Regions from separate parts of the Homo sapiens genome. Here region 1 is linked to region 2. A link is an interaction called in ENCODE POLR2A ChIA-PET data of the cell type or tissue named here. Cell type or tissue: Caco-2. All regions are shown on one strand. Each heading gives the region's core, and the rest is flanking DNA. Links, peaks and the distances in the headings are about the cores only.

What was found. Peaks named below come from ENCODE experiments on the same cell type or tissue, not always from the same donor. Only the 100,000 strongest peaks of a DNase experiment are listed, where the experiment ranks them.
Region 1: POLR2A ChIA-PET joins it to region 2 with 10 read pairs; 2 of 35 experiments call an interaction of 5 or more read pairs at or near these places.

The regions. Positions count from the first base shown.
Region 1 is chr17:35,125,082-35,135,375 of GRCh38, forward strand. FNDC8 (fibronectin type III domain containing 8) reads left to right here. Exons shown (of 4, transcript NM_017559.4): 2 at 1,961-2,336; 3 at 4,341-4,577; 4 at 5,201-5,651. The coding sequence ends at 5,353. NLE1 (notchless homolog 1) reads right to left here. Exons shown (of 13, transcript NM_018096.5): 10 at 10,168-10,294; 11 at 8,258-8,417; 12 at 8,090-8,160; 13 at 3,649-7,368. The coding sequence ends at 7,356. Among named protein-coding and RNA genes, the nearest start is that of FNDC8, 8.6 kb to the left of the region's middle. In Caco-2, for the core only: no CTCF peak of the experiment used is centred there; a DNase peak (open chromatin) is centred at 4,264.
Region 2 is chr17:35,037,073-35,047,366 of GRCh38, forward strand. The region is part of intron 1 of RFFL (ring finger and FYVE like domain containing E3 ubiquitin protein ligase); the gene reads right to left. All of the region lies in intron 5 of RAD51L3-RFFL (RAD51L3-RFFL readthrough), which reads right to left. Among named protein-coding and RNA genes, the nearest start is that of RFFL, 21 kb to the right of the region's middle. RefSeq lists enhancers at 9,502-9,551, 9,612-9,711, 9,852-9,981. In Caco-2, for the core only: no CTCF peak of the experiment used is centred there; no DNase peak of the experiment used is centred there.

The sequences.
Region 1 (10,294 bases), core at 800-8,799, 88 kb after region 2:
AAAAAAGAAATGTTAAGTGGTGGGGATCATGTACAAGGTTTTTCTTTGTAATAGCAAACATCTCATAACAATACAAATATCCATATAGGCCGGGCACAGTGGCTCATACCTATAATCCAAGCACTTTGGGAGGATCACTTGAGCCCAGGAGTTCGAAGTCAGCCTGGGCAACATGGCAAAACCCTGCATCTACAGAAAAACACAAAAATTAGCTAGACATGGTGATGTGCACCTGTAGTCCCAGCTACTCAGGAGGTGGAGGTGGACGGATGGCTTGAGCCTGGGAGTTTGTGCCACTGCACTCCAGCCTGGGCAGCAGAGGGAGACCCTGTCTCAAAAAACAAAAACAAAAACAAATATCCATGTAATGGAAAATCATAAAACAGTAAAAACGACTGAACCAGAGCTACATGTATCAAGATAGATGAATGTCAACACAAAGTTGAGTGAAAAAAGCATGTTGCAGATGGGTATGTGCTGAATAATATCTTTTATTTGTACAACATCTACAAACGTGAAAAATAATAGATCTTGCCTAGGGATAACATAAATATGTAAGAAACCTATAAAGACACACATTGAGTAATAAATACACAATTTAAACTTTACTGTACTCATTACTTGTCGGTCGAAGGATGGGGACTTTGGTGGGAGACAGAAGTGTCTGGGGGGCTTTACCCATAGTGATAAGATTTTATTTCTAAAGGTAGATGAGGAGTAAATGGAGGTTTAATATAATATTCTTGATATTTTTGTATAAGTCTAAAATACTTCATAATTTTAAAAAATTCAGAGTGGAAGAAATAAGTTTTTGAGCATCCACACCAACATATGTATATTTGTTTTATTTTATTTTTGAGACAGGGTCTCACTCTGTTGCCCAGGCTGGAGTGCAGTGGCAGGATCTCGGCTCACTGCAACCTCCACCTACCAGGCTCAAGCGATCCTCCCACCTCAGCCTTCCAAGTAGCTGGAATTACAGGCAACCGCCACCATGCCCAGCTAATTTTTTGTATTTTTAGTAGAGTCAAGGTTTCGCTATGTTGGCCAGGCTGGTCTTGAACTCCTGACGTCAGGTAATACACCCACCTTGGCCTCCCAAAGTGCTGAGATTACAGGTGTGAGCCACCGCGCCTGGCCCATATATGTATTTGTATTTCTGTTAATTTTACGTGCTAGATATTAATAGGTATTATTAAATGCCACTAAAATGTAAGTAAATATTAGTAATTCCATTAAAATTTAAACAATAGTAAATAAACATTAGTGAAATTGAATGTATTACTTCCATACCCCAGTAGATCTTTGTGGTTATTCCCTGGGGCATTTGCACCCCACTTTGGAGGGAGGACTTGCCATTTTAGCATGTTTTTTAAATTGTGGTTTGCAGAACACTTGCATCAGGATTTTCTAAGCTTTTTTTTTTTTTTTTTTTTTTTGAGATAGAGTTTCACTCTGTCACCCAGGCTGGAGTGCAGTGGTGTGATCTCGGCTCACTGCAACTTCTGCCCCCTGGGTTCAAGCAATTCTCCTGCCTCAGCCTACCAAGTAGCTAGGATTACAGGTGCCAACCACCGCACTCAGCCAATTTTTGTGTTTTTAGTGGAGACAGGGTTTCACCATGTTGGCCAGGCTGGTCTGTAACTCCTGACCTTGAATCTGCCTGCCTCGGCCTCCCAAAGTGCTGGGATTATAGGCGTGAGCCACTGCGCCCAGCCAGGATCTTATTAAAGATGCGGATTCTCTAGTCCCATGCTAACTGGGGACCAGGGACTAAAAGTCTGCATTTTTAGTAAGTGCCCTGGTGAGTCTAATGCAATGCTATAGAGCAATGAGGCTGTTCCAAGCTGTTTGCAAATGGCTGGGGATGCTGGTAAGTCAGGCCCAAGGCCTGCCCTCAGGTGGAACGGGCTGGGGTGGCCTCCTTCATCTGATTCACCTGTCTCCCCTTTTGCTCCAGGAAGCCGCTGCCAGTAGAGGATTCAGACTGCAGCTCTGATGAGACCAGCATCTCTGCCTTCTCATCCACCTTGCTGAACCCCATCAAATTAGCTGTGACCCAGCCCAACAGCAGCTTCTTTGCAGGGATGCTGGAGGGGGAGCTGAACAAACTCAGCTTCTCCCCAATGGCCAAGAATGCAGAAAATGAGGACCTGGCGCTCGGCCCCTGCCCATGCCCATCGAAGTCCCAGATGGCCACAAGGGGCCTGCTGGACCTTGACAACCCTGAGCTGGAGACAGAAACCTCCTCAACGCACTCAGAATCTTCTGTGGTTGTGGACCTGCCGGACACCCCCTTCATCTTTGAGCACACCGTCAACAATTCCACAGCTGTGGTGCGTTTCCCTTGCTCATGCGTTCAGCAGAGGCTTATTGTGCCAGGCACTGAGCTGAGCTCCATGGGTAGTGAGAAGGTGCCTGCCACCTGCATGTCGACCTCAAGTTCACGGTTTAGGAAGGGAGAGGATGTGTCTGTAAAAACTCCAGTGCAAGACAGAAAGGGTTCAGTGCTGTAGGAAAAGTTCAGAGCAAGTGCCACCAGGAATTCAGAGGGAAAGATATTTCCAGATGCGGGAATAAGCTTGGTGGCTTTTGGTAACATCTGAGCTGGGATGTAGAGGTAGCATGTAAACATCTAGAGGTGGAGGAGGGAGGCATTCCCTGGAGGGGCGGACCCTAGCAAAAGCTCACAGGAAAGTGAGGGAGGAAATCTCAATTTGAACAAGATGGTAGGTGATCTGTAGGAACATGAAAGCGTGAGAAGCCCTGGATGAGGACCTGGGATCGAGTGAGGCTACTCAGAATTGCTGGGCCTCCTCCCTAGAGGGTCTAGGGTGAAGCCTGATAATTTGCATTAGTAACAGATTCCCAGAGGATGCTGTGGCTCCCCGTCCGCGGGCTACACGTCGAACAACACCGTCCTACACTATGGGAAGTGAAGACAGGGGACAGGATGGGGAATGTTAGTCTGGGATCATCTTCCAGAGTCCTCCAGTGTTAGACTACTTTATAGACTTTTCTGTAAGTAATAGGGAACAGCTTTGTAAAAAGCTTCACATCAGATGATGAAAGCAATTCGAGCTGTATCTTGGGAGGATGCCTGGAATTCCACTGTTGGATGGCCCAGAGCAGTGTTTCTCAAAGTGCTCTCCAGATGGACAATGTCAGCATCACTCAGCAAATTGTTACAAATTTAAATTCTCATCTCCCTCCACCACATTTGGGCCTCCTGAGTCAGAAACTGTTGGGGCGGAGCCCAGTAATCTATCTTTTAATAAGTCCTCCAGGGTATTCTAATGCACACCAAGTTTGACAAACACTGGCCTAGATGGAGGAGAAACCAGACAGGAGGCAGCAGGCCCAGAAATCTGCAGTTACAAAATCTCCCTGAGATGCTTAGCCAGGCTTGGCAACCATTGTAGTACAAAGTGTATGGGCTCTGGAGCTATGGGTTTGAACACTGGCTGTCACTTAATTGCCGTATGATGATGGACCAGTCACTTGCCCTCTCTGGACCTAGTCGATAAGATGATCTCTAAGGTCCCTCTCAGCTAACAGAGTCTAGACAGAGTCTAGAACCAACCTTTTTGGCACCAGGGACTGGTTTCATGGAAGATAATTTTTCCATGGATCCGGTTGGGGGGATGGTTTCAGGATGAGTCAAGCATATTACATTTATTGTGTACTTTATTTCTATTATTATTACATTGTAATATATAATGAAATAATTATACAACTCACCATAATGTAGAAACTGTGGGAGCCCTGAGCTTGTTTTCCTGCAACGAGAGGGTCCCATTTGGGGGTGATGGGAGACAATGACAGATCATCAGGCATTAGATTCTCATAAGGAGCATTCAACTTAGATCCCTCCCATACAATTCACAATAGGGTTCACGTGCCTATGGGAATCTAATGCCTCTGCTGATCTGACAGGAGGCAGAGCTCAGGTGGTACCCTGAGCCGTGGGGAGCAGCTGTAAATACAGATGAAGCTTCGCTTGCTCGCCCACCAATCTCCTCCTGCTGTGCTATCCAGTTCCTAACAGGCCATGGACTGCTATCAGTTGGTGGCCCAAGGGTTGAGGACCCCTGGCGTATAAGAAATATGGAATGAGGGTGTACCCTAAAGTGGGTGGGGCTGCCCAGGAGAGTAGTACATGCTTCGGGGCAGGGGTTCCACACTCAGTGCTGCAGTACCTTGCACCTTCCATCTGACCTGCCTGGGCCCCAGCAGGAGCAGGGGATGGGCATGGGACGTCCTGACCCCAGTTGGGAGGGTGAAGGGACAGGAAGGACAGGACATATCTGAGGAAGCCTCGGGGCTCTCTCTTCCCCTAGATTTCCTGGACCTACGCCTTGGGCAAGCAGCCGGTCAGTTTCTACCAGCTCCTGTTACAGGAGGTGGCCAAGACACAGGAGAATGAGTTGCCCGAGGCAAAGAATCGTCCATGGATCTTCAACAAGATTTTGGGCACTACTGTCAAGCTGATGGAGCTAAAGCCTAACACGTGTTACTGCCTCAGTGTCCGTGCAGCCAACACAGCTGGGGTGGGGAAGTGGTGCAAGCCCTACAAAGTGAGCCCTGGGAAAAGAGGGGCCTTGGGGGTGGAGAGAAGTCCAAAGCCAGGGAACCAGGGCTTTGGAGGTTGGGAACACCCCTATGCCCACATGACTCATCTGGCTAGCTTTCCTTCTGCCTGGGTCAAGAAGCATCAATTCCAGAATGCATGCTTCTGGGAGGTTTAAGGATTAAGCCACTCTGGGGCCCACTAGGAATGCAAACGAATGTATTTTTCAACATCACTATAATGTTCCCCTTCCAAAGCCATTGGTTTTTAGACTCTGCAATTCAGTGCCCATGATTGTGAGTAGGCTGGGAAGTCAAGGGCATTGAAAGAAATAGGGAAGACAAGAGGCTAAAGGGGGACGAAGAAGGGAACAGCCTGGGTATGGGGTAGGGGTATGGGGGTATAGAGGCCTGAGTACAGACAGCCCTTTGGTTGGAAATATCCCATAATGAGGAGGTACAGGCTTGAGTCATGCATCTTTGCACCTGTTTCCTGCGTCAATGGCTAGGTTGGATAAGGCTGTTTAAGGTCTGAGTCAGCAGACAGAAAAAAAAGGGGTGATAGAGACAGAGAGAGAGCCAGGTTCAGATCTGGGAAGGAACTCTGAAGGGTTTTCTTGTTTCACTTCAGTTTGCAACCCTGGCCACTGACTTCAGCAGCTTTCCTGAGAACTACCCCATCCAGATCACCGTGCGGCGCAAGGAACCCCGGCAAAAGATCGTGTCCATCGGGCCGGAGGAGATGCGGAGGCTGGAGGATCTGGAATACCTATTTCCCTGTTAAGGGGGAGGGCCCCAGGACACCCCTCACCTACTTTCAGCTTCAACCCCAGGCCCTCAGAAACCAGAGCCATGAGACCTACCATACCACCAGCACCCTGCGGGCCCGGGGTCTGGCAGAGTGGTATGGGCACCCCACCCCTGGGCTGGGGCCAAGGCTACATAGGGGCCCCATTCACCTGGAGGCATCTCAGGCCAGGCCATGCCAGGCTCAGCCACTGCCCACAGCTGCTAGACTCCCTCCTCCTCCAAATCTGGGCTGGGTCTAGGTCCCTCATTAAAGAACTGCAGGTCATCCAGCACCCTAAAGTCTGCTTTATGCTGCAGACAGCCTCAGATGGGCTGGCTGGCACCCACCTCCTAGCTTCCACCAGGACAGAGTCTACATGGGTGGGGAGATAGAAAACAGGCAGCTAGGCAATAGGATGCTGCCATCACCCCTTCCCCAGTGGGGCGGGGTAGGGGAACAGGGAGACTGGTGCTCTAAGACTAAAAGGCTCTTACACCAGAAAAATACAGAAATAGCTGTCATGGACAGACGTGGTGGCCCATGAACTGTCAAACTAGCTTGAGCTCTGGACGGAGGGATGTGGTACAAAGTGCACAATAAGCTTTGGGGCAGGGCCTGGTTTAATCCCAGCTTTCTCTTACTAGATGTGAGGGCATGGGCTAATCATTTCTTATGTTGTTTCCTCATCAAAAGTTTTGGAGCTTGAGAACCTTCCAGGCCTGGTGCAGTCTGAGAGCACAGCAGACAAACAGCTGGCACCAAGGAGCTCAGTGGCTGATAGTTTTGTTCGCTTCTTATGTAGCCTCACTGCAGATATGTGCAAGGTGGAGGCCAAGCACCACAGCTAGGTGACGCGCAAAACCCAAAAGCACAGACAAGGGTGGAGGAGGGTAAGAAGGAGCAAGATGCTAGTTCTGAGCAGTTTATACAAGGATGGTTTGGAAATCCAATCTGAGTAGTTCAGACCATGACCCTGCTTAGCATGGGATGCAGGAGAAAGCAGAGGCAGGGTACATTCAGGGCAAGATCTCGGCCTGGGGTCTGAGTCCTGATGGGAATTCCTTTCACTGCTTGAAAGTTCTCGTGGCAAAGAACTTCCTCTGTATCAACAATACCCACTTCTGCTCAGAGCTCATACTGCTGCCTCCCCATCTGAGGGAATCCTCTGGAAGAGCCATCACCTTCCCCGCTCTATCCCATGGGCCCAGGGCAGTGCTTGGTGCCTGGCAGGGCCTCAAGCAGTGTGCTATGCGAAGGCAGAGGCATCCCCTGGAGCAGGGCTGACCAGCAGAACTCTCTTGATGATGAAAACCTTTCTGTGTGCTGTCCAATACTGGAGGCCTTACCCAGTGCGATGGAGGAACTGCACTTCTATTTCATGCCAGCAGTCACATGTGGCCGGTGCCTACTGCAGTGGACAACAATACAGCCCTAGATTCTCCTTGGCCACTATCACAACTGGCCTCTCTCTTACCAACACGGGGGAAGAGAGGGAAGGCAAGTGCCTGGTCAGTGTGGTTTTGGCGTAGTCCAGTGCAAGGGCGGGGGCTGGACAATCTCATTTAGCACAGTCCTTGATTGAGTCATGGGGATTCTAGGACAAGGAATTAGAACCCAACACACAAAACTTAAGTTACTTATTTGGTCATAGAACCTGGGATCTGACCCTGTACAGAGCTGACACTAGGGGCCCACTCATAGAGCCTGGCTGCCCACCACCCCTGTCTGTACCAGCAAGGTACAGAGTAGCAGACACGGGCCAAGTTCAGTGACAACTTCCTGTGACCTTCGATTTCTGGCTCTGGGGTGTGCCACAGGCGGGGATCTGTGGGAAAACCCCATTCCGGTCTATCGAGGACAGCAGGCCACACGCATTCTCAGGTCCCCACTGGTGGGGAGGGTGTGTGCACTGCCATCTCAGCCTTTGTTCTCTGGCAGGGAAGGCAGCTGGCAGAGGCCGAGTCGAGGTGGGGGTCAGAGAGAACTTCGGGCCGTCTCATCTCCTCCATCTGTGGAGAAGGGAAGGGTGTCAGGATGGGGATTCCACCTTAGGAAAGGGAGGCCGTCATATAATCCCAGTGTCAACAGACGGACGGCCTGTGGTCCACCCTCAGAGTCACCAAGAGCCAGGTGACCGTCCCTGCTCTGCCCACCCAAACTCAGGCTGCCCACTCACTGCCTGCTGCCACCAGGACCTCCACCCAGGGCCTGGCCCTCGGGATGCCCACCAGCAAACAGTCACAATCCCTTATAAGCACACAACACTTTGTCTTCCAGAGTGTTGACCCTCCTATTTTTGATCCTGTCTGTGAAGGTTTGATAATTCCCAAGAGACTGATTAACCAAGTTCTCTGTGATTACTCCATGGCAGAACCAGGATTTGAACTCAGGTCTTGCGACTCTGAAGTCTAGTGACAGAAAGACCTGGATGCGCCCTCTACAAGGTGTCCTGTGGCCCCTGTTGTTCCGGTGGCCCTCCCACTTGCCCACTGACAGAAAGACCTGGACGCGCCCTCTACGAGGTGTCCTGTGGCCTCTGTTGTTCCGGTGGCCCTCCCACTTGTGGCCCTCCCACTTGCCCACTGAGAATCTGGCTCCACACGCCTCCTCAAGACAGTCTGAGCACCTGGACGGCCCTGCGGAATTCTATGCTGTAAGGGAAAGTGTGCACAGAAGGACCTTAGGGGTAGGAGGGCTGTGTATGCCAACCACCACTTCCCCCACACTCACATCCGGAGGCATTTGTCCTTCCCACCACTTGCCACTCTCTGGCCATCTGGACTCCAGTCAACAGCATATACCTAAAGGGAGGCAGAGGAAGGCAGGTGGGGTGGTGAGAGGGAGACAGCCAGCCAGGCTCCAATCCCAGTCCCTCCTTTGCCTGAGGGTTGGCCCTACCTCATCCGCGTGGCCGGGCAGGTCCATGGCCAGCTTCTGGGCCTTCACATCCCACACCTTCAGTGTGCTGTCACTGCTGCCGCTGACCAGGAGCCGACTGTCAGCTGACCACGCAATCTGGTACACGGCAGCCACGTGGCCGCGTAGGGAAGCCAGGTACCTGGTCCAGGAGAAGACGATGATGGATTTTAGTCTGAGTTACATCTTTCAACACGTCTGAAGGGTCCCCTACGCTCATGGCAGTGGTTCTCAACCTCGGCTGTCTGTTAGAAATACCTGGGAACCTTTACAAAATCACACTGCCTGGTCCCCATCCCAGACCATTTTTAATCATTACCAGTCATTACAATTTGTAAAACTTCTCCAAATGAGTAGCTTCTAGCATGCCTCTTGCTTGCCCTCCATACCTGCACAACTTTGCATGCCTTAGACTCCAACGTGGCCATCTGCTTAGCCCATCTGCCTGTCATCCCCCCAAACAGCAAGTGCCTGCTGACAGGTGGCATGGAGTAACAGTGGGCCCACTGAACTTTCACGTCAACACAGTCTAGCTGTTTCTCTTTGGACAAACCATCAGGCCTCTCTGAGACTCATTTTCCTTATTTTAAAAAGGAACCCAATTACCTATCTTAAAGGGTTGCTGTGTGAAAACACAGTGACGTCACTAACGCAGAGGTCCCCCCTTCAGCCCTAACAAGGTTTCCCTGGCTCTTTTTCTCCCCCTTGCCTGTGCCTTTGCCTCTCCTCTAATCCGATTAACCCCAAGAGCACTGTGCCTCATCACACCAAGGGTTCCCATACTTGAGTGGGTAGCAGAGTCACCTGGTAACTTTGTTAAAATGAAGAATCAGATCCACAAGGTCTGAGTTGGGGCCAGGACTCTGCATTTCTATCAAGCTCCCAGGTGATGCTGATGCCGCTGGTCTGTGGCCCACACTTTGAGGAGGGCCAAGTAACAATTGTACCACAAGCCTACCTACCACCACTTCACCTTCTCCAGGGCTACAGCCCTACCTCTTCAGCAGCTAGCTCTAAGATCACTTCTCTCCTAAGACATAAACTAGCATTTTTTTTTTTTTGAGACACAGTATCACTCTGTTGCCCAGGCTGGAGTACAGTGGTGTGAACTCGACTCACTGCAACCTTTGCCTCCCAAGTTCAAATGATTCTCCTGCCTCAGCCTCCGGGGTAACTGGGATTATAGGCACGTGCCACTATGCCTGGCTAATTTTTGTATTTTTAGTAGAGACAGGGTTTTGCCATGTTGGCCAGGCTAGTCTCGAACTCCTGAACTCAGGTGATCTGCCTGCCTTGGCCTCCCAAACTCCTGGGATTATGGGCATGAGCCACCACGCCCAGCCTGAACTAGCATTTTTAGTGACCACTTAGTGCGGGTCCTAAACATACTGTCTCATTAAATCCGTGTAACTAGGCTGGGCATGGCGGCTCACACCTGTAATCCCAGCACTTTGGGAGGCCGAGGCAGTTGGATCACTTGAGCTCAGGAGTTCAAGACCAGCCTAGTCAACATGGTGAAACCCCGTCTCAACTAAAAATACAAAAATTAGCCAGGCACGGTGGCGGAGGCCTGTAATCCCAGCTACCTGGGAGGCTGAGGCAGGAGAATCACTTGAACCCAGGAAGCAGAGGTTGTAATGAGCCAAGATCGTGCCGCTGCACTCGAGCCACTTGAACACCAGGTGACAGAGTGAAAGTCATCTCTAAAAACAAACAAACAAACAAACACCTTGTAACAAAGCTGAGAGGTAGGGGGTCTGCATATTACCAAAGAGGAAACAGTGGCTTAGAAAATCCAAACACCTGCCAAGGCCATACAGCTAGTAAGTGGCAGTGCCAAGCCCCTCCCACCATTCACTCCTTACAGAGAAGCAGTACCCACCCCTACTCACTTGCCCGTCCTGCCATCCCACAGCTTGATGGACTTGTCAAAGGAGGCACTAGCCACGATGCGGGAGTCAGGAGAGAAGAGCACCTGGTTGATGAGAGCTTGGTGTCCTGTCATCCGAGTGAGAGGCT
Region 2 (10,294 bases), core at 822-8,821:
ACAGCTACATCTTGGAATTAACACACTTATGGTGCACCATTGTATAAAAGTTTACAAAAATCCTTTTAAAATACCTAAATAAAATGCCCCCAAACCTTAAAGAAATGCCTTTCTGACATGACAAATCAGAAAAGGGCTGGAAAGCAAGCCTTACAGAATCATGTCCAGTTTATTGAGGGTGGTACGCCTACTGTCACTAACGTATTTCTGGAATGGTTAAAAGCATCTATGTTGTTAGTGCATAAAGAAAAGTATCCCACATTATGAATCATTAGTACAGAATGGGCTTAGCTTCATCTTGTGTATTATCATTAAAAAGCAATTAAAGACAATTGCAATGGTTTTGAAAGGAAATTCTGTGAAAAGTCTATCAACAGGGCTTAGGCTAAGCCTCTCTAAAATAATTCATAAGTAATTACATATTTTGAGAAGTAAAGAAGAAAGTAGCCACTCTCTGCTGGAAGAATGCTTATTTGCCAGGCACTGAGATAGGTACTTTTACCTAGTGTTATCTCATGTGATCCTCACAATTCTGGCAAGGTAGATTAGTTCTTCCCATTTTCAGGTGAGAAAAAAAGGTTCAGAGAAGTTAAGTAACTTGTTAAAGGTCACAGCTAGAGGATAGCAAAGCCAAGCTTTGAACCTTGGTCACTTAGACCCTGAAGCGTACCCTCTTGAGATGTAGTCCTGATTTAATTTAAAAAATCAATCTGTCTACCCTGTGGCCCATCCCCTCTGAGCTTTTGCTTTCCATCTCTACAGGAACTTTCCTATCATCATACAGGTATGCTCCAGAATCTCCCAGGTGTTAAAAACTCTTCTTTGTCATAATGGAAGTACAAATTATGACCACAAAGTGTTACCACCACTGGAATAGCTAAAATGAAAAAGAGATACTAGCAAATGTTGATAAGGATAAAGAGCAACTGGAGCAGACGGGCATGGTGGCTCACACCTGTAATCCCAGCACTTTGGGAGGCTAAGTCGGACGGATCACCTGAGGTCAGAAGTTCGAGACCAGCCTGGACAACATGGTGAAACCCCGTCTCTACTAAAAATACAAAAAATTAGCCAGGCGTGGTGGCACATGCCTATAATCCCAGCTACTCAGGAGGCTGAGGCAGAAGAATCGCTTGAACCTGGGAGGCAGAGGTTGCAGTGAACCCAGATCGCACCATTGCATTCCTGCCTGGATGACAGAGCAAAACTGTCTCAAAAAAAAAAAAAAAAAAAAGGAAAAAAGAGCAACTGGAACTCTAATATTGCTGGTGGAAGTGTAAATTACTCCAATTTGGAAATTTTGTGTGTGTGTGCGCGCGCGTGCATATACACGCGCACCCACATCTCTTTCCATGGCTTTGCAATTCTGCTTCCAGGCATATACCCAACAGAAATACATTCACCCAAACAGTATACAGGAATATCCATGGAAGCCCTACTGTAATAGCCTCAAGCTGGAAACAACTGAAGTGTCCATCAACGGTAGAATTATGATATGTTCACAGAACAATGAGAAAAAACAAACAACTGATACATGCAATAGTACAGATGAATCTTATGTTGAGCAAAAGCAGGAGGCATAAATGAATACATGGGAAATGATTCGTTTTACATAAAATTCAAAAACAGGCAAACTATGGTGTTCAAAATCAGGATAGTGGTCATCCTGTGAGGTAGGATTACAGATGGAAGGCAGCCCAAGGGGCTTCTGGTAACATTGTTTCTTACTCTGAATGCTGATTATGTAGATATGTTGACTTTGTAAAAATTCATCGAACTGTACACTTATAATTTATATACTTCTCTAGTTACATTTGAATTAAAAGTTTATATGAGTGTTGTGTTTTGTTTTGAGATAGGGTGTCTCACTCTGTTGCTCAGGCTGGAGTGCAGTGTTGCGACCATGGCTCACTGTAACCTGGACCTCCCAGGCTTACGTGATCCTCCTGCCACAGCATGCCGAGTAGCTGGGACTACAGGCGCGCACCACCACACCTAATTTTTTGTATTTTTTTGTCTAGATGGGGTTTCATCAAGTTGCCCAGGCTGATCTCGAACTCCTGGGCTCAAGCAATCCACCCGCCTCAGCCTCCCAAAGTGCTGGGATTACAGACATGGGCCCCTGCACCCAGCCCATATGACAGATTTTTTTCTTTTCTTTTTTTTGAGACGCAGTCTCGCTCTGTCGCCAGGCTGGAGTGCAGTGGCGCAACCTCGGCTCACTGCAACCTCCGCCTGCTGGGTTCAAGCGATTCTCACGCCTCAGCCTCCCGAGTAGCTGGGATTACAGGCACGTGCCATCACACCCAGCTAATTTTTGTATTTTTAGTAGAGACGGCGTTTCACCATGTTGGGCAGGATGGTCTTGATCTCCTAACGTCATGATCCGCCCACCTCGGCCTCCCAAAGTGCTGGGCTTATAGGCATGAGCCACAACGCCCAGCCAATGACAGATTTTTTAAAGCACCTAGTCAAATATTTGTAATTTGTAAAAAATAACAAAAAAATAAAAAATAAAACCCCATTTTGACCCCACATTCTCCCCCTCCCCAGTAAAGCTCTTTTTCTGTGATCTCCTCTAAATCAAATTTCTCCAAATATTTGACTCCACTTTTTTTTTTTGAAACGGAATTTCACTCTTGTTGCCCAGGCTGGAGTGCAATGGCACGATCTCAGTTCACTGCAACCTCTGCCTCCCGGGTTCAAGCAATTCTCCTGCCTCAGCCTCCCGAGTATCTGGGATTACAGGCATACAACTCCATGCCCAGCTAATTTTGTATTTTTAGTAGAGACGGCTTCTCCATGTCGGTCAGACTGGTCTCAAACACCCAACCACAGGTGATCTGCCCACCTCGGCCTCCCAAAGTGCTGGGATTACAGGCATGAGCCACCGCATCTGGCCGACTCCACTTTCTTAACCTCTAATTCACTCTTAAACCTTCTCCAATCTAGCTTGAGCCAACCACCATTCCTAATCTCTTCAAGGTCACCAAGGAATTCCAAGTGGCCAGATCTAATTGACACTTCTCTATCCTCATCTTAATCTCTCAGCAATGCTGGACACAAGCGACTCTCCCCCTCTAAACATCTCTTAGCTTCTAGCACTCTGCCCCCGTGGCTTTCCTCCTACCTCAAAGCCTTTTTGCTGCTTCTTACCCCTCCCTCTGTTCTTAAATGTTGTGAGTGTCCAGGCTGTCTTAGGCCTCCCTCTCCAACCACACCTCAGGTTGCTTTAAATACCTTTCTTGGCCGGGTGTGGTGGCTCACACCTGTAATCCCAGCACTTTGGGAGGCCAAGGCGGGCAGATCACTTGAGGTCGGGAGTTCAAGACCAGCCTGGCCAACATGGTGAAACCCCGTCTCTACTAAAAATATAAAAAATTAGCCAGGCATGGTGGCAGGCACCTATAGTCCCAGCCACTTGGGAGGCTGAGGTAGGAGAATCACTTGAACCTGGAAGGCAGAGGTTGCAGTGAGCTGAGATCATGCCACTGCACTCCAACCTGGGCGACAGAGCGAGACTCTCTCTCAAAAAAAAAAAAAGTAAAAAAAAAATAAAAAATACTTTTCTTAAATCAAAGATGCATAAATTCCTACCTTCATCTCCCCTGCTCCTGCTGGTGGGTTAAAACATCATCTTTCATATATTAATCACATTTCCCTCCTTAGGCCCTTTAGATTTGTTGTTTGTTCCTTCTGCCTGGATTGGTCTCCCTAGAACTTCCTATGCTTAGCTCCTTCTTGTCATCCAAACATCAGCTTTAATGTCTTTTTTTTTTTTTTTTTTTTTTTGGTGTGTGTGTGTGTGTGTGTGTGTGTGTGAGGGAGAGAGAGATAGGGTCTCTCTCCAAGCTGGAGTGCAGTGGCTTGATCATAGCTCACTGTAATCTCGAACTCCTGGGCTCTAAGGATCCTCCTGCGTCAGGCTCCCAAAGCTCTGGGATTACAGGTGTGAGCTACCACGACCAGCCTTTTAATGTCATTTTCTAATTTCACCATAACATTTGGTATTAGCTGATATTATTTGCTTATTTATTAACTGCTTTCCCTAACTAGAATAGAAACCCCATGAGGGCAGGGACTTTGTGCTCTACCGAATTTCCAGAGTCTAGAATGGCTTCTTGGGTAAAAGAACAGCCTCCTAACGGGTTTCCTAGCTTTAATTCTTGCCTCTATCCACCTATTTCTCCACAAGGCATCACCCACTGCCCTCCTCCCCTCAACACACACACTTAAAGCTCTTTAATGTTGCTTGTTCCTAGAAGTGATCTTCCTTGGATGGATTATCCAAGGCATCCACCCAATGAAAGAAATCATGTTAACTCTTTGTACATAAAAATGTTTAAAAACTCTTCAAAAAAAAGTTCTTTAATGGACTCCTATTGCATTTTAGAATAAAAATAATCACTTCTTACATGGTTAAAGACCCTGACCACTTCTCCAATTCATGCCGTGCTACTTTTCTCACTCGTTAACTTCAAGCCATAGTGGGCTGGTGTGTGAAGAACCGAAAGGTAGTGTGACCTTTCGGTTCTTCACACCGAGCTGGTGTGTGTAAATGGGGGAGGACTCCTCATGTCGGTGATACTTGAGATGAGACCTGAAGGCTGAGAAAGGATTTTTTTTACCGCATCCAGCTAAAAATTATAATTCTAAAATGATGGCTGGGCATGGTGGCTCACTCCTACAATCCCAGCACTCTGGGAGGCCAAGGCAGGCGGATCAGTTGAGGTCAGGAGTTCAAGACCAGCCTAGACAACATGGTGAAACCCCGTCTCTACTAAAAACACAAAAATTAGTGGTGTGGTGGCACATGCCTGTAGTCCCAGCTACTCAGGAGGCTAAGGGAGAAGTATCGCTTGAACCCGGGAGGCAGAGGTTGCAGTGAGCCAAGATCACACCACTGCACTCCAGCCTGGGCCACAGAGCGAGACTCCATCTCAAAAAAATAAATAAAATAAAATGCCAATGACCTACATGTTTCATAGGCATTACTGGCTGGAAAGCCCAAGGTCTCTCTCCTCTCTCTGGTCACCCAAAGCTTGGGTTTCTTACCACCCAACGCTCTTGGTGGGACAGGCCCTGACACAGCTGATTTATACCAACAGCATAATTAAAAAATCACAATGTCCTGAGAACTCACCTGAAATTTAAAATCATCTCTTAACTTGGAAGGCTGCTTACTTTTAAAAGTAAGTTAGTCTGGCAAGCAACTTGAACTCCTTTGAAACTGTTTACTGGAATTTTCCAGCAAACCTGCCTGAGGTACCCACCCTGACTTGTAAAGATTTAAAATGCTGGTGACAACACAATGAGCATAAAATAGGACAACTGTTGCATTTGTAAGTAAGCAGCCTGCTGAGTAAACCATACTACTAACTGGTCTCATATGCTGGGGGTGGGACAATGAAGCATGTTCTCTGTGATACTATTTCTGAGATATTTATTTTAGAATAAATAATTCGGTGGCCGGGCGCAGTGGCTCACACCTGTAATCCCAGCACTTTGGGAGGCCAAGGCAGGCGGATCACCTGAGCGCCCAGGAGTTCGAGACCAGCCCAGCCAACATGGTGAAACCCCATCTCTGCTAAAAATACAAAAAATTAGCTGGGCGTAGTGGCATGCACCTGTAGTCCCAGCTACTCAGGAGGCTAAGGCAGGATAATTGCTTGAACCCAGGAGGCAGAGGTTGCAGTGAGCTGAGATCACATCACTGCACTCCAGCCTGGCGACAGAATGAGACTCCATCTCAAAAAAAAAAAAAAAAAAAAAGAAAAGAAAAAAGAATTCAGAATACCTAAGTCATAGAGAAGACATGTATATGGTAGAACTTTAGAATCCAAGGCCTGAATTAGGATAAAGAGCCCTGCTGAAGTGGTGCATGGGCTGGACATAAACAAGGAATATTTCACAGGCCAGAACTCAGGGGAGGAAAACATTTCCAAAGCTTTTAATACTAATAGACATTTTCTATCCTCCAAGGCAGTCCTTTGGATATGGGTAACAGATAAATGCATATTTCCTAGGTAAGAATTTTATTTTAGGTCTAAAGTTTAAGAAGACAGAACAGTTGGAGAGAAAGGTGGGGGGAAAAAAAGCTGTTCCCAAGTATGTTTTACTTTGGCTTTAAAATCAGTCAGACCTGACCTTAAATCCTGGCTCTAACACTGAATAAATGAATGAGCTTGAGTAAGCTGCCACTAGGAGCTTCAGAGTAACAGGAATACATTCCCTACACCTCACAGGCTGGACATAGAGGTGGTGCTCAGTATAAAGGGGGATCATAACTTCACTGGACTTTTCAATCTTACATCAAGAGCAGAGGGCAGTGTTAGACATTCAGTAAATAGCCGTCATTATAATAAGGCATGGGCTCATGAGGATTAAATGTTTGCCTCTCTCCAAACCAGCTTCCAGAGCCTCCTTTCACACAGAGATGTCAGTAACATCAAAGACACAAGGACTAGAGCCTCTTCTCTCCTCCAGTCCCCAAGTTATACTTTAATGTAAAGGATCAAAACTTTAGACATGACATAATCTTCTGTGCTATTATTTCAGATGGCAGACACGGGGAAAATTGGGGGAGTTATTCAGAACTTGGGGTTCCTGAAGTCCTTTCTCAGAAGATTACAAAGTAAAAACATTACAAAACACCTAAAATGTGCCAAGTTAGTTGTTATGTTTGCATCTGTTGTCTTATTTAACACAATAATCCTACAAAAATCAGAATTAAAATGGTCTGATTTTTGTAGGATTCAATAAAAAGTACCTTAAGCACCTTGTAAAAAGTATAATACATAGAAAAACCATTCCTGGGACTACAGAACTTTAATTTATACATCCCATAAGTCATCTGCATTTCTAGTTTCTACAAGTTCAGGGTACCAGTGATACAGACCCCCAACCTTCTAAAGATAAAGCCTTTAACTGATATTTAAGGTGTATTTCAGTTTCTCTTCTTACTTTTGCTCCAGTTGAGATTTTTCTGACTTAATTGTCTCAACTGCAACTAATGCTCTATTTCATTGATTCATTTATTGAGACAAGTCTCTGTCACCCAGCCTGGAGTGCATTGGCACCATCATAGCAAACTGTAGCCTTGAGCGATCGTCCCACCTCAGCATCCTGAGTAGCTAGAACTGCAAATACCCACCACCTTGCCCAGCTAATTTTTTATTTTTATTTTTTTTGTAGAGACAGGGTCTATGTTACCCAGACTGGTCTTTGAACTCCTAGCCTCAAGCAATCCTACCTGGGCCTCCCAAAGTGCTGGGATTACAGGCAATGAGCCAGCGCACCTGGTCTACCCTCCTTTTAATAAGTGTTGTCAGCCAGGCGCGGCAGGCTCACGCCTGTAATCCCAGTGAAACCTTGTCTCTACTAAAAATACAAAAATTAGCCAGGCATGGTGACAGGTGCCTGTAATCCCAGCTGCACGGAGGCTGAGGCAGGAGAATCGCTTATCTGGGAGGTGGAGGTTGCAGTGACTCGACACTGCACCACTGCAGTCCAGCCTGGGAGACAGAGCGAGACTCCATCTCAAAAAAAATAAAGTAAGTGTTGTCACTGGGTAACTAGTAAATAATAATGAAAGCAAATCCTTAGTGCTCAGGGCCTTACTCCTTACTCTATCCTATTCTTTCAGTTCTTCAAACACCAAGGTTATTTTGGCTTTAGGAATCTCCCTCCCTCAAGCTATTCAGCTATTCTCTCAGCCTGGAGCACTGTTGCCACCTCACCTCCCTTACATATCATTTATTTCCTCAGGGAAACCTTTCCTGATCCTGTCTGTGCTCTCATAACATTTTTTTTTTTTTGAGACAGGGTCTCACTCTGTCACCCAGGCTGGAGTACAGTGGTGCGATCACAGCTCACTGCAGCCTCGATCTCCCAGGCTCAAGTGATCCTCCCACCTCAACTTCCCAAAGGATTGGAATTACAGGTGTGAGCCACCATGCCTGGCCTCATAGAATCTTATACACTTCCTTATAACCATAATTGATTTATCAGACTATTTAGCATGAATCTCCTGTACCTCTGGAGAACGTAAGAGGAACAACAACAGGCAAGGTCCTTGAATCTCATAATGATTACATTCTGGGGGAAAGAGCATTCTAGCAGTACTGTATCTAATCAACTGGCTAACAGTTTGTATAATTCTTTTTTTTTTCTTTTTTTGAGACAGAGTCTCACTCTGTCGTCCAGGCTAGAGTGCAGTAGCATGATCTCAGATCACTGCAACCTCCACCTCCCAGGTTCAAGCAATTCTCATGCTTCAGCCTCCTGAGTAGCTGGGATTACAGGCACGTGCCACCATGCCTGGCTAATTTTTTGTATTTTTAGTAGAGATGGGGTTTTACTATGTTGGCCAGGCTGGTCTTGAACTCCTGACCTCAAGTGATTTGCCCGCCTCAGCCTCCCAAAGTTCTAGGATTACAGGCATGAGCCACCATGCCCGGCCTATATAATTCTTTTTAAAGTATTTTTCTTCCATATTTAGGGTGTGGAAAGTGAAACAGGAAACAAGAGTAGGTCTATTTCACAGCTTTATTCTCAGCCTTAATGCCAGGTAATCAACACATATTTGTTGAATTATTAACTAATGATAACAGCAATAGAGCGCTTTTTAAAAAAAAAGGACAGAAATTCATGCTTAAAATTGCACAATTGGCGAGGCACAGTGGCTCACGCCTGTAATCGCAGCACTTTGGGAGGCTGAAGCCGGCGGATCACCTGAGGTCAGGAGTTTGAGACCAGCCTGGCCAACATGGCAAAACCCCATCTGTACTACAAATAAAAAAATTAGCTGGGCGTGGTGGTGTATATGCCCATAGTCCCAGCTACTCGGGAGGCTGAGGCAGGAGTATCGCTTGAACCTGGGAGGCGGAGGTTGCGGTGAGCCAAGATTGCACACTGCACTCCACCCTGGCTGACAGAGTGAGACTCTGTCTCAAAAAAAAAAAAAAAAAGGACAGAAACTGCACAATTATGATTCCGGGATGATCAGTAAATTAAGGATTTTAAACACACATAACCACAGCAATACCTTGAACGAAAGACTGAAGAGAATTTCTTTGTCTGCTAAGATTACTTGAAAAACAAAAGAAAAGAAAAATGGTTTAAATTGTTATTACAGAAGGACAAAACCAGAAAAGGAGAGCCTGGAAGAGGAACAAGACGGTCACTTCCATCTCTTCCTAAAAAGACACAGAAGGCTTCAATGCCTTCACTGTTGTTTTGGATTGGAATGGTGCTGCAATGGGAACTGCAAATACAAATAAACATGAAAACAACAAATGCAGATGTAAAATAAAGACATGCTAGAAATCAAAGAAACCGACCTCTACCAGACACACCCAGGTCTGGGTGTACCTTTGCCTGTTCTTCCCGACTTGCACAGCCCAAGCAAGGTGGAAGGAGAAACATAACAAAATGATACAGGAACCAGAGAGCAGAGGGTCTTGGAGCATAAACTGTTAAAATAATAATATGAATAAGGGGGAAAGGAGAGAGATTTCACTTCCCACTAGCAATAAGTGAGCTCTTTTTCTTAAGCGGTAACTGTTAACAACTGAAAGACATACATAATAATCACAAGTTATAAATGTTCTCAGAAACTCCCTGGTTTCAACTATTCTATGACAAATATCTGCAGAGGGACCTCAGCATCTGCTATGAAGTTCAGGGAAAAGTAATTCTAACCAATGGAGCTGTGCCAAAATATCACCCCTGGGGTCTGACCAATTAAATGGCTGCTTCTTAGTGTGGAGTTTAGGAGAGATGACAGATTGAACACCGCAGCAGAGAAACCTACGCTTTCATTTCAACCCAGGCATTCTGCCCCAAAGGGTGAGTCAATCAGGAAACAAAGCAATTCAGAGTAAAGTCTTCTAACAACGCTGAAAACAGAATAAATGGACCTGCAGTTTAATTACAGCAGGATCCTTCTTCCATCGAAACTGATGACAAAGCTCATCAAGAATAAAGAGACTCTGATCCCCCTACTACTCTGGTGCAGGAAAGAGGATTTACCAGATAAGCTCTTCTGGACCTTCTACTGAAGAAGCTGCTTTCACAAGATATTATCACAATGACTGACTAATGGGTAACCAGGATTTTTTTTTAAATGAAGGCAGGGACTAGGTGAAGGGGTTTCTGGCACTCCAATGCACCGGGAAAAGAAGGCATTTCCAGACAGGAATTCTATCTAGGCTCAAAATTATGCAATTTACCTTTCCAAAGTGGACTGCACGAAAATTACTGCAGCCAAATGTACCATGGTATAGAATGAATT